Regions from separate parts of the Homo sapiens genome. Here region 2 is linked to region 1. Evidence: chromatin contacts called from ENCODE Hi-C or POLR2A ChIA-PET data. All regions are on one chromosome and are shown on one strand. The core of a region is the stretch at or near the end of the contact, and the rest is flanking DNA. Distances in the headings are between cores, read along the strand shown. Region 1 has its middle 140 kb from the start of ARID1B. Region 2 has its middle 89 kb from the start of ARID1B.

Region 1 (5,528 bases), core at 2,224-4,723:
CTCCCCTTGCTCATGGTTCTGGCGTTTGTCCCCTGCTCTCTCACCCAGCAGCCATGGAGGAGACCTACCCCTCCTATTTCCCCAATATAGGGGAGAAGAACCAGACACTCAGGCACTTCAGGACAACGTCAGGTGTGGTGCAACCAAATAATGCCAAAGAATGCTTTCCAGAAAGATTGGATGCAAGAGTGGCCCAAATGGGCTAGAACGCGGACGATCTGAACTGGTCATCTGCAGGTGGACACAGGGCTGGGCTCGGAGCATGAAACCAAGTCCCGGGATGGCCGAATGAGGACTTGGCACACAGGGCCAAGAGTCCAAAGATGAACCAAAACCAGGAAGCTGTTGGAGCTGTCAAATCTTCTGCCAAAGATCCAGACCCAGCCCAAACTCAAAGGGCTGCTCTTGGTCAGGGGAGAACAAGTGATCCGAGGGAGTCGAGTAGGCACTCGGGTGGTGTCAGCGGGGCTGAGTCCTGCAGATGCTGGGGACAGGACGGAGAAGCACAAGGCTGTCATTTTAGAAGCACCGAGGACAGTGCAGGGCCAGGTCCTCTCAGAGGCTCCTGCAGATGAAGAAAAGGGTTGGTTCAGAGCCAAAGGCAGAGCTGAAGCCACAACTTCCAGGTTTAAGTGCTGACTCGGGATGGGTGCTGGAACATGCACCAGGCAAGCCATTCTATAATGTGTATCTGCATGTCTGCAGGTTGCATGGTTGTCACTGAGGAGCTCTCTCCGACTGGGGCCCAGCCTGTACCCTGGCAGATGGAGCAAGGTCCAGGGGAAGGCCCTGAAGCCTAGGAGCACTGGGATTTCTCTGTGGGCCCCTCCTCTGCCAGAGCAGCCATCTTTACCAAAGGGAGAGAACACGGAGGGCTGGTGGGAAACCAGGGAGAGTTTATGGGCTCACCAGCTGTCTGAGCAGCAGGCAAGCAAGTCTGTCTAAGCTACAGGACTTCAGAGGCAGCCCATACTCCAGACTTCCCAGACCTCTCCTAGAGGATGTGGGCAGGCAGGAAACATATCAGCAGCTTGGTAAGACACCAAACACAATCAGAGGGGAAGGAGGAAGTGGGTAACGCCCAAGCACACATAGGCTTGATGGTAGAGGTGGCCATAAAACTCACTGAGGAGACCCATTCTTATTTCCCCCTAAGGCCATCTTACCATCCCCAGGCAAGAACGGTGCTAAACAATGGCTTCCAAGTGCCCATTCCGGAGGCAGACCATCATTGCCATGAGGCAGACCATCACTGCCATTAGCCCACGCTTGCGCACTGCATCCTCTCTGCTCACAAGGGGTAAAAACACAGGAACTCCTGCTTAATGCTGGTTTTTCATTTGGCTCTTTATTCTTATCTGTTCTTGATTCAATGACCATTTGCAGTTAGATTTTTTACCTAAATGGATGATGGTCACCATTTTTTTAGTTACCCCATCTCCAGGGCTTTGACTGCACAAAACTTACATCCAGCTCTTTAGCTAAAGTTAGATTCACCTTGTGTCTTGGCTCTTAAGATTTCAACAAGTTGTCTGGCCTTGCTTGAACTCATAGCTCTGCAAATACAAGGTCTATTGGAAATCTAGAGTTGTCACCTTTTTCCCCTGGGCAATCAACTGTACAATCACAAGGAATGTTCGCGATTGCTATTACTGTAACTCTCGGAACACAGGCACCATAAAACTCTGCTGAATAAAAAGAAGAAAAAGACTCATAACTTAAGAAGCTGCCAGGGTTTAAAGTGTGGCCTTCAGAAGCCCAGGACTGCTGAGCCACTAACGCCTGAAACGCTTGAGTCTGAAAAGAGACATAATGTATATTAGCTTTCTCAGCAAAAGCACTTTAGCCAACTCTGTTTTCATATTCCTCAACTCAGTTCCTTTGAAAATGAAAGTAAAAATAAAGCAATACTCCTTATAATTTCCTCAAGACCTTGGAGTGTGGGTTAAAGAAAATCTGCTGATTCTGCTGACCTCCGCGAAGGTGTCGTGGGGGCGGGGAGGAGTCACTGCATTTGGGTCTCGTGCGGGTCCCTAAGAGCTGGGCTTTGCCTGTGCTTTCGATATTTTCTTTCAAACTTGCCATTTTGCTGCTGCAGCTGGGCTTGTCAGTTTTCAGTACTAATGGGTTGTGATGGGGTGTCAGGGGAAGTCAACAATCAATGCTTGAAAAAAACTGGTGGGGGCCGTTGTGGGGTGGACCATCACTGCTGACATGGCCAGGAACAGAAATACAATGGCCTTCTTTTGTAGAAAAATAGACAAGAAATACTACACTGTGTTTTGCTTTTAAGATTAGTATAGATTTTTATCCTTTGATGACTGGGTTGTCTGCCCTTCCCCCACTGTAAGTTTGGCTATCAAACAACATAGATTCTGGCTTTTAAATAAACCACTGTACAGTATAGTTAACATTACAATTCATGGTGTGAATTGGAGTTGTTTCTTGCAGGAAGATGAATGAAGATGGGGAAATGTCTGCCAAAACAGAGGCATGAAAGAAATGGTGTGAGATGGCCAGGCTCACCTTGTGAATAGGCCTGTTTTAGGAAAAACTCATTTAGACCCCAGTGTTGTGTGACAGTAGAATACCATTACAGTAACGTTCAGCATAATGATGCTAATGGGAAAAGCATCAGTGCCTGGCTGAAGTTTACATCCAGGGCAAGAAATCTCACTGAACATGTTTTTACTAATAATTCAGTAGAACCCTATTGTGACACTGGTATCAGAATGCAAGAACAATATTTGCCTCATGCGTTGTTTTACTCAAGTCATATATCAGGGATTATACGTGGAAAATGATTTGACCCTACTGTAATATAATCTGTGATAGCAAAGCACTTTCAAAACAGGGCTTTACTGTACTTATTGACGTGAATTCTACTCATGCCAAGAATCCCAGAGTGATAATCAAGTAAAATTGTTCTGAGTTAACTTTATATAACACTTGAGTTCCTGAAAAATTTGGGGTGACTCGGAGTAAAACTCAGAATCACATCCTTATCTATCCACTTTGTAAATTCAAATCTACACGTAACAGGTTTTCTTTTTTTTGTCGTTTGTTTTTTTTTTTGAAACGGAGTCTCGCTCTGTCGCCCAGGCTAGAGTGCAGTGACGTAATCTCGGCTCACTGCGAGCTCCACCGCCCGGGTTCACACTTAACAGGTTTTCTTAAAAGAAAGTTCATCTCTATTCATCTTTCTTTATAAAACTGAAAATTTTTGCCTGTAATCCCAGCACTTTGGGAGGCCAAGGCGGGTGGATCACTTGAGGCCAGGAGTTTGAGATCAGCCTGGCCAACATGGCGAAACCACCTCTCTACTAAAAATACAAAAATTAGCCGGGCGTGGTGGCAGGTGCCTGTAATTCTAGCTACTCAGGAGGCTGAGGCATGAGAATCACTTGAACCCAGGAGGCAGAGGTTGCAGTGAGTCAAGATCACGCCACTGTACTCCGGACTGGGTGATAGAGTAAGGCTCTGTCTCAAAAAAAAAGAAAAGAAAAGAAAATTTTTGTTGCAGAAAAAAAATGTGAACACAAAGTGTCTAAAGTTATAGTGAAATAAAAAGCAGCTTTGCTAATCCCATATTCTTGCCTGAACTGTGTTTGTTTCTTTCACCTACTTCACAATCTTACCCAGCCCAATTGTTACTCTCAATTTCATCATTTCTATATTATAAAGATGTTAATAAGCATATAGTAATGTAATGATTGCAGTAAAATAACACAAGTTTATTTTTTTTAAAAAAATCATCCACCAAGAAGATAGGGTGTACTTCTCCTATTTCTCCCACTAATTGCAACTAAAAACCCTAGACATTATATATGTATATAAATCAAACATAAGAAGACTTTGAAAGGTGGATGGAAGGAGGTAGACTGAATGGGGGACTTGGGACTCAAACAATGAGAGTGTTGAGTTCTCTGGGTTTTCTTTCTGTCTCATATAGCCTGGATTTGGAAAGGAAGAAGCTGGCAACACTGAAACCAATAGACGCAGACAAAAATAACACCAGCGAAAGTCTCACTGGCCTTTTTCTTATCTGCAGAAAATTATTGATCTTTGCTGATATGCTTGTTACATGTATATTAAATAGTAATTAACAAGGCCACGTCTCTGCAACGTAGGCTATTTTATAATGCGTGTTGCAAAAATGCCTGCCTGTTCTTGCTGATTGACACAGGAAGACTCCCCTTTCTTCTGGTGTGTGTGGCTCCAGGTCTTGTCTGCAACCTCATTGCTCAGAGCTCTGGTCCCGCGGGTCTCTGTACTCTGAACCTGGTTTCACAAGGGCACGGCTTGAGGAGGGGCTCATTGTGCAGCTTTAGTAGGAAGACAACCTTTCTGTTTGGGATTCAAGCTAAAAATGGATTCCACTGCCACAATTGCACAGCAACATCTATATCTTGCCTGTTAGTGTATTATGATTTAACATCTTCCCGAGTTACAAGAGTTCAGAAGATTACTATTTAGTCATCTTAGGCTTATCATTGTGTAGGCTATAAACGGTCAGAAAATCTTGAATGAACAAATAAATATCTATTGGCACCACAGCTCAAACAGAACTGAAAGTACGTACACATACACACACACACACACACACACACACACACACACACCCCAAACACTGAAAATGCTGAATAAACTATTTTTTAATGCATACTCAAAAGCAAGGAAAGAAAATTCCCTGATGTCAGGAAAAAAGAACAACTCAAAGAAAAAGAGGTGAGTGCAAGCTGAAGCCAAACAGATGACAGGGGCGTTGTAAACAGATACAGGCCTAACAGGCGTGGGACTCAAGTTTTAACGCCTGTACAGCAAAAGGAGATGAGGCCTTGGGCCTGTACAAGACAGAAAAGCTGAAACGAAACTCCTGTTTAAACTGGAAGCCATGAAGCTGTGCCTAGGTGGTGACACTGAGCTTAGAAAGTCGGTGCCTTGGTTTAGAGAATCAGCAAGGGAGCTTGCCATAGTGCAAGGGGTAGGAAGCCTCACCCATAGGAAGCTGAAGCCAGTGCCTGCTACACACATGTGTGGTGTTCACATCTGTATTACCTACATGAGGAGAGAACCCCAACCAAGAAATTAAGACAGGCACTGATCCAGCAATCCCACTTCTGTAAACATATCCAAAACAATTGAAAGCAGGGTCTCAAATAAATGTTTGAACACCGATGTTCATAGCAGCATTATTCACAATAGCCAAAAGGTGGTAGACACAAGTACTCAGGTGTCCATCAGTGGGTGAACTGATCAATAAAATGTGGTATATACATACAAGAAATATTATTCAGCCTCAAAAAGGAGGAAGATTCTGTCACATGCTGTCACATGGATGAACTTTGAGGACATTATGCTAACTGAAATAGGCCAGGTACAAAACGACAAATACTGTGTGATTCCACTTATATGAGGTAACTGGAGTAGTTAAAGCTCATAGAGACAGAAGGCAGAATGGTGGTGGCTAGGGGCTGGGGAGAGGGGAAAACAGGGAGTCACTGTTTAAAGGGTATAAAGTTTCCATT
Region 2 (5,528 bases), core at 2,155-4,654, 52 kb after region 1:
GCCATCTACCGCTATTAACCCAAAGTGCTCAATGAGCTCTCTCTACTATTTCCCAGGTGCAAGGTTTTGTTCTAAGGGGCATTGTTGGAAATATGAATGATAGAGGAGATACATCCCCTGCCTTCAAGGATTTTATAATCTAGTAGAGACCAAAAATATTGAGGTAAGATAATTCGTGGCTCAACAAGGAAACCTCCATTATAACAGATCCCCCTTTATCCAAACTACTGAAATTAAATATTAGGAACATCCAAGGGAAATTGCCCTGAGAAACCTCTTTGACGCTTTTTACGTCCTTCAAAGAGATTGAAAGAAAAGGTAAAAATGAGGAAGATGAGTAAAGGGTAGGACTAGAATGCAGGAGATCTGGAGGACTCCCTAAAAGGCTATTGAAAGGAAGGCTCCACCACTGCAATGAAGAAACTTTGTTTAACATGCAAAAATGTAAAAATGTAAATTGATTTCTTTCTAAAAGGCTATGCAAACAGGGTGTATATTTGTGTTTTTCTGTCAAAGAATGGGTTTAAAATACCTTTTTCCCTTTCCCACTGTAGTAGATGGATAGTCATAAAACCTTCCACCGTTTTTATCACACCGCTGATCACTTTCTCTACCTACAGGGCAATAATTTTCCACTCTGTAACCCAATCAATATGCTATCTACCACTAACTCCCCTTGCTATCCTTCTCCTCAACCTCAGTTATCAGATTTTTTTAAATTACAACTTTAAGTTTCAGACAATTTAAGTCCGTGGTATCTTTCAAGCTATTCGTTTAGTTTTTCATACATTTTTTAAGTGTCTATGTTCTTGCTGTCAACTGTTAAAAGCTGGAGAGTTTAGTTTTAAGAACTTGAGCCACAGTACACCTTATTTGTCCCCTTGCGTCTCGCTACTGCAGCCCTAGGTGCTTTGTATAATGCATGAGTGAACCCCGCTTAGAAATAGAAATGCATTTTCAATAAGTATTTATTATGTTGTTCTGAGCATACAGCTTTAAATTTGCCCGCTGTAGCTTGAAGCATTATACAAACTGTTGGTCTGCTGACTGCCTCTCTGGCAGCAACACACAGAGAAAATAGATTGCTAAGGGTTTTTTTCCCTCCTCCTCCCCCTCTCCTCTCTCCTCTCTCTCTCTCCTCTCCTCTCTGTTTTTTCCTTTTTCTCTTTTTAAACAAGTCGTGGACATTTTTTAATCTTGTGGCATTTTTAATCAACACGTATTTCCTTCCAAGACCTATGATCCCCTATTGATTCCCATTAAAATGCTTTTCTTTTCTTTGCCCCCTCTGCTGATCGAATTTCAGATCAGCCACAGGAGATGCAACTAACCTTCCGGCACTACTGAACCCAACCGAGCGAGGGTGATCAAAAGGCTTGATGCATTCATTAAACATTCCCATCGCCCGGGCAGGAGCTCTGATGGAAGCTATCTCTCCGCATTGCAATTTTTTCCCCCTTTTTGTCTTTCCCCCCACCTCCAAAAAAATGTTTTTTGCCTTTGATCGCAAGGGGCGGGGGTAGAACATGAGAACAAAAGAGACCTATCTTTTTCCTCAGGGCTGACGTCAGTTTGATTTTACTGACAACTATTCGAGCGTGTGTAGCAGTTGGAAGCGGCCCCACGACCGCCCCACCTCCCACCTTCCACTTTTGGGAGAAAACAAGACTTTTAGCGGCTCCGGAGACGCGCCCTGAAAATGGCCCGCTCGGGCTCTGCGCTTGCTGCCCTCCTGCCTGCTCGGCAAAGGGCATTCGAGGCTTATTTGTGTGGCACGATCTTTACTGGGGCGGAAAACACGCGGCGGGGGAGGAGCGGGCACAGACGCAGCCGGGCGGGGAGAGCCAGGAATGTTCCTCCCGGCGTGGGGAGAGGAGAGGACACGGGCAGAGAAAATAGTCCCCGCCCGGCGCGGGGCGCGCGGGGTCCGGGTCCCGGGCGGCTCCGGGTGGCGCGGCGGCGCGAGGGTTCCGGCCGCGCGGAGTCGGGGCGCAGGGAGCCTCAGACGCCGCGGGCGCGCGTGCGCGGTGCGGCCCCCACGCCCCGGCCGCGGCGGCCTCGGCGGCGCCAGCCTCCGGCTCGGCGAGCGCGGCGGCGGGCGGGCCGCAAAACCTGGGCCGGAGCCGGGCGCGGAGCGGGCGGCGCCGCGGAGTTTGGGCGGCAGCGCGGCCCGGCGAGGAGCTGGAGAAGCCGGCGGCAGGGGGACGCGCACGCCGAAGAAAAGCCCCTCTCCCGCGTCCCTCACTCGCTCCTGGAGGCCGAAGAGCGGGGCTCGCGATGCCGGTGCAAGATTCCCAATCAGGCCTGGGAGGAAATGGATGCAATTAGGGCACACCCCCGTCCCGCAGTTGCCAGGAGCCTGAAGATCTATGACCGACTTAAGCCATTTCTGGAAAAGTCATATTTTCCAGGCTTTCGTGAAATACTCATTGCTCCTATTCTAAATCTGGAGGCGAATGTGCATCTATTTCAGGGGGAATGAAAGATGTGAAAAGTAGACTGGGCTCCGGGAAATGTGGGTAATGGGACTGGACCTGCGCCTGGGGTCCGCCCACCCGTCATCTCCCGGGAGCCCCCCGACGTGTGCCATTAAGCATAAGGCGCGTTAAGCGCTGCCACAAAGTCCCGAAAAGGCGAATTAAAAAGGATCACTTCTCCCTCAGGATCTTGATTTTTACTAAGGGAAAACGTGCGTTAAAGAAAAGCCAGCGAGCGCTGGCGTGGCCCTGTCATTATCTTGGCGTCTCTGCTGACCTCCATTTCAGCCTGGACTACACTGGGTTCCAGTTCTGTTTTCCTATTTCCCCGGACTCCTAGAGGGTGGATACCAAGGCTGATTGTTGTCTGTTCTGCCCCAGCCCTCCAGGGTACACCATAGGTGCTCAGTAGATGACTCCTGAGTATATATTGGAGGTGATAGTAAAATGCTACCAAGCACAGAGGAAAGAACAGTTAAAGGGTCAGACGGTGCTTTGTGAAAGGCCAGGCATTTGAGCTGGATTCTGAAGACCAACTCTAGATGACAGTAAAGGCCACTCCAGGTTGAGGGAACAACATGAGCAAAGCAGGGAACCTACAATGAGTAGGAAAGTGATGAATCTGCATAGGGGGTTACTCAGGGGGCATAGAAAAGGAAGCCAGGAAGCCACTGAATACCTTGCCACACAGGTAACAGCCAGGAAAAGCACAAAACATGCTGTTCAGTGGTTCTGGAATATGGGCATGCAAATATATAATAAAATAAGCAATGTGGATATACAAAAACAAAAGTAAAAAGAAAAACAGGACAGTTTATTGGGGAATTTCAGAAAAAGTACATGAAACAAAAAAGAAATGTCAAGGAAAATCCCTGGCCTGAAACTCCCAGAACAAAACATTTAATACCATTTGTGGGGGCTCTTTATGAAAGAGGGAGAAAGAAAAGAGGTAACAAAGAGGAACTAGTGTTTTGATTAAAGATCTTTGACCATAACAATGCGAAAGCATAAGGTCTCTTATCATAAGAGACCTGTGTCTTATCCTGTATCATAAGACACAGGAGATTTTAGACATCACTGTTAAGAAAGAGCTGGAACTCAGAATTAACAAGAGAAGAGGGAGAGATTAAACAGAAGATAAATGTGGATCATCAAGGAATTTTAAATTGTAGCACAGTCACTCAATAGAGTATTATGCAGTCATTAAAACTGCAGTGTATTTATTGGAAGGATGTTCACAACCTATTGTTATGTGAAGAAACAAGTTACAGATGAGCAGATCTGGAGGGACATACTTAAAATGTTAGCAGCGGCTCTCTCTTGATGTTTTGATTGTTAGTGATTTTTCGCTTTCTCCTTCATGCCTGTATTACCTGAATTTTTACAATGAGCAATTAATAAAACAATAAATGAACACAAGATTAAGCAAAGTTTTAATCTTGTGAAAATGTATGTGAGTTTTCTGTTGTGAAACTGAAATGATGTCTGTGGCATTGGAAATCCTCAAGGCAAAGAAGGAAAGAAGAGAGCCTCCCGAGTCATACTAATCAGAGGCCTGCACACGTGCTATTTGGTACTCTCTGTACCATCTGGCTCAAGCTACTTCAAGACCTGTCTGGGCCTCAGCAACCTGATCTCGAAATGAAGGGAATATTAGCATCTACCTAACAAGTGGCTATGAAGACCAGAAATGATATCTGTAAAACGCTTAGTGCTCAGACCCCACGAGGCGCCCAGGGCTCCGTGAGTGGAAGCTCTCATAGGAGCAAAGAGCATAGGCTTTAGAAAATGCCTTTCTTCTGGGATCCTTCCTTTACCACTGTGGTGGTCATTAGAGCTGTCTGCAAAAATTCCTCCTCTCCCTTTGAGATAATAAGAGTGTACTTCCTTGGCCCTCTGAAGTTACAGGTACCATGTGACAGCCTCTGGCCAACAAAATAAACAGAAGTAACATGTGCCAGCATTGAGCACTTTGCGGTCTTCTCCTTTTCCACTTGCATGACAACCAGCAGTGTCCTGGTAGTGTCTGCCGAGGTCCTAGATTGAGGAAGAAGCCTCCAGAGACCTTGGTAGACATTTAGCAGGAGGGAGGAATAAATCTTTGATATTGTAAGCCACTAAGATTTGGGAGCTCTTTGTTATCAAAGCTCAGTTTAAGTCACCCTGACTGACACAGCTACTTACTAGTTTCGTGACCTTGAGAAAGTGACCTACCTGCTCCAGTTTGCCATCTATTCCCCTGAAAATCTAGGTGTTAGCATTCCTACTCCATAGGGTTGGAGGGCAAAATGAGCTCCATATCCAAAGTGCTTGGCACATCCTGGCACCTGTTAAGTATACATGGAATGACAGGAACTGTTACCATTTAACACGCTGGCTTCTCTCCCCATCTCTTAAATGGGAGCAGGTGTCAATGCCGAGGGGATCATCTGATGCTTCCATCTTGTCTTCCTACCATTGGATTTGCTTTATGGCAGCCATATGAATGGAGATATTCCTTTGAATAAGAGATGGCAGTGGCAATGTAGGTAAGAAAACTCATTCAGACATTATTTACCATGTCCTTTTCATCCTTGGAAGAAATTCCAAATGTTCATGTCCTAGCAGCTAGAGTCAGCAGCCACATGACCAGTAGGACAGGTCTCTACCACGATGGCCAAGGGAATCCTCTGGAGAACTAAGAACACCAGAAGGTTCCAGTGACCCTCAGGGTCACACAGAGAACATGAATAAGATTTAGAGAGATGGCTATAAGGATGGTGACCACCAGTTTCTTCTAGAATAAACCAGTTTTCTTATCCTCTCTGGGTCATAAAAATGCAAGTGGTATTGAATGTGTGTGTGTGTGTGTGTGTGTGTGTGTGTGTGTGTGAATGACAGTTGTGTGGCAGGTTGTTCTGATGCTCTGTGGACTCCCCTGCTTGGGGAGTGGAGAGCATGTGGCCATTTAAAAAAAAATCTGGTTTTCAGGGCATAGGAAAGCTTTGTATCCATTACTACCTAATCAGGAAGGCTTGCAATTCTGACGGCAAATGAACAGTCCTCTGAGGG

The links. A loop is a pair of places that touch in the nucleus more often than their neighbours do. ChIA-PET counts read pairs that join two places held with the same protein, here RNA polymerase II (POLR2A). Pooled maps may share reads with other maps.
Region 2: a map of OCI-LY7 shows a loop between it and region 1 (9-fold over the local background). The contact joins two enhancer-like sites. A Hi-C loop is called at or near these places in 6 of 168 maps with a recorded cell type or tissue (B cell, GM12878, OCI-LY7 and 3 more), 33 of 37 single-sample maps with no recorded cell type and 13 of 50 pooled maps. POLR2A ChIA-PET finds 5 or more read pairs at or near these places in 6 of 52 experiments (A673, GM12878, HEK293T and 3 more).

What each region holds. Positions count from the first base shown.
Region 1 is chr6:156,633,223-156,638,750 of GRCh38, forward strand. No RefSeq gene overlaps it. Among named protein-coding and RNA genes, the nearest start is that of ARID1B, 140 kb to the right of the region's middle. Within about 2 kb of position 3,474, at least 3 of the 41 ENCODE cell types and tissues checked have a DNase peak (open chromatin) inside an H3K27ac peak, as active enhancers do; they include B cell and OCI-LY7, where a contact is called at or near this core.
Region 2 is chr6:156,685,412-156,690,939 of GRCh38, forward strand. No RefSeq gene overlaps it. Among named protein-coding and RNA genes, the nearest start is that of ARID1B, 89 kb to the right of the region's middle. RefSeq lists enhancers at 597-1,524, 855-964, 1,525-2,451 and a silencer at 1,805-2,114. Within about 2 kb of position 3,405, at least 8 of the 41 ENCODE cell types and tissues checked have a DNase peak (open chromatin) inside an H3K27ac peak, as active enhancers do; they include B cell and OCI-LY7, where a contact is called at or near this core.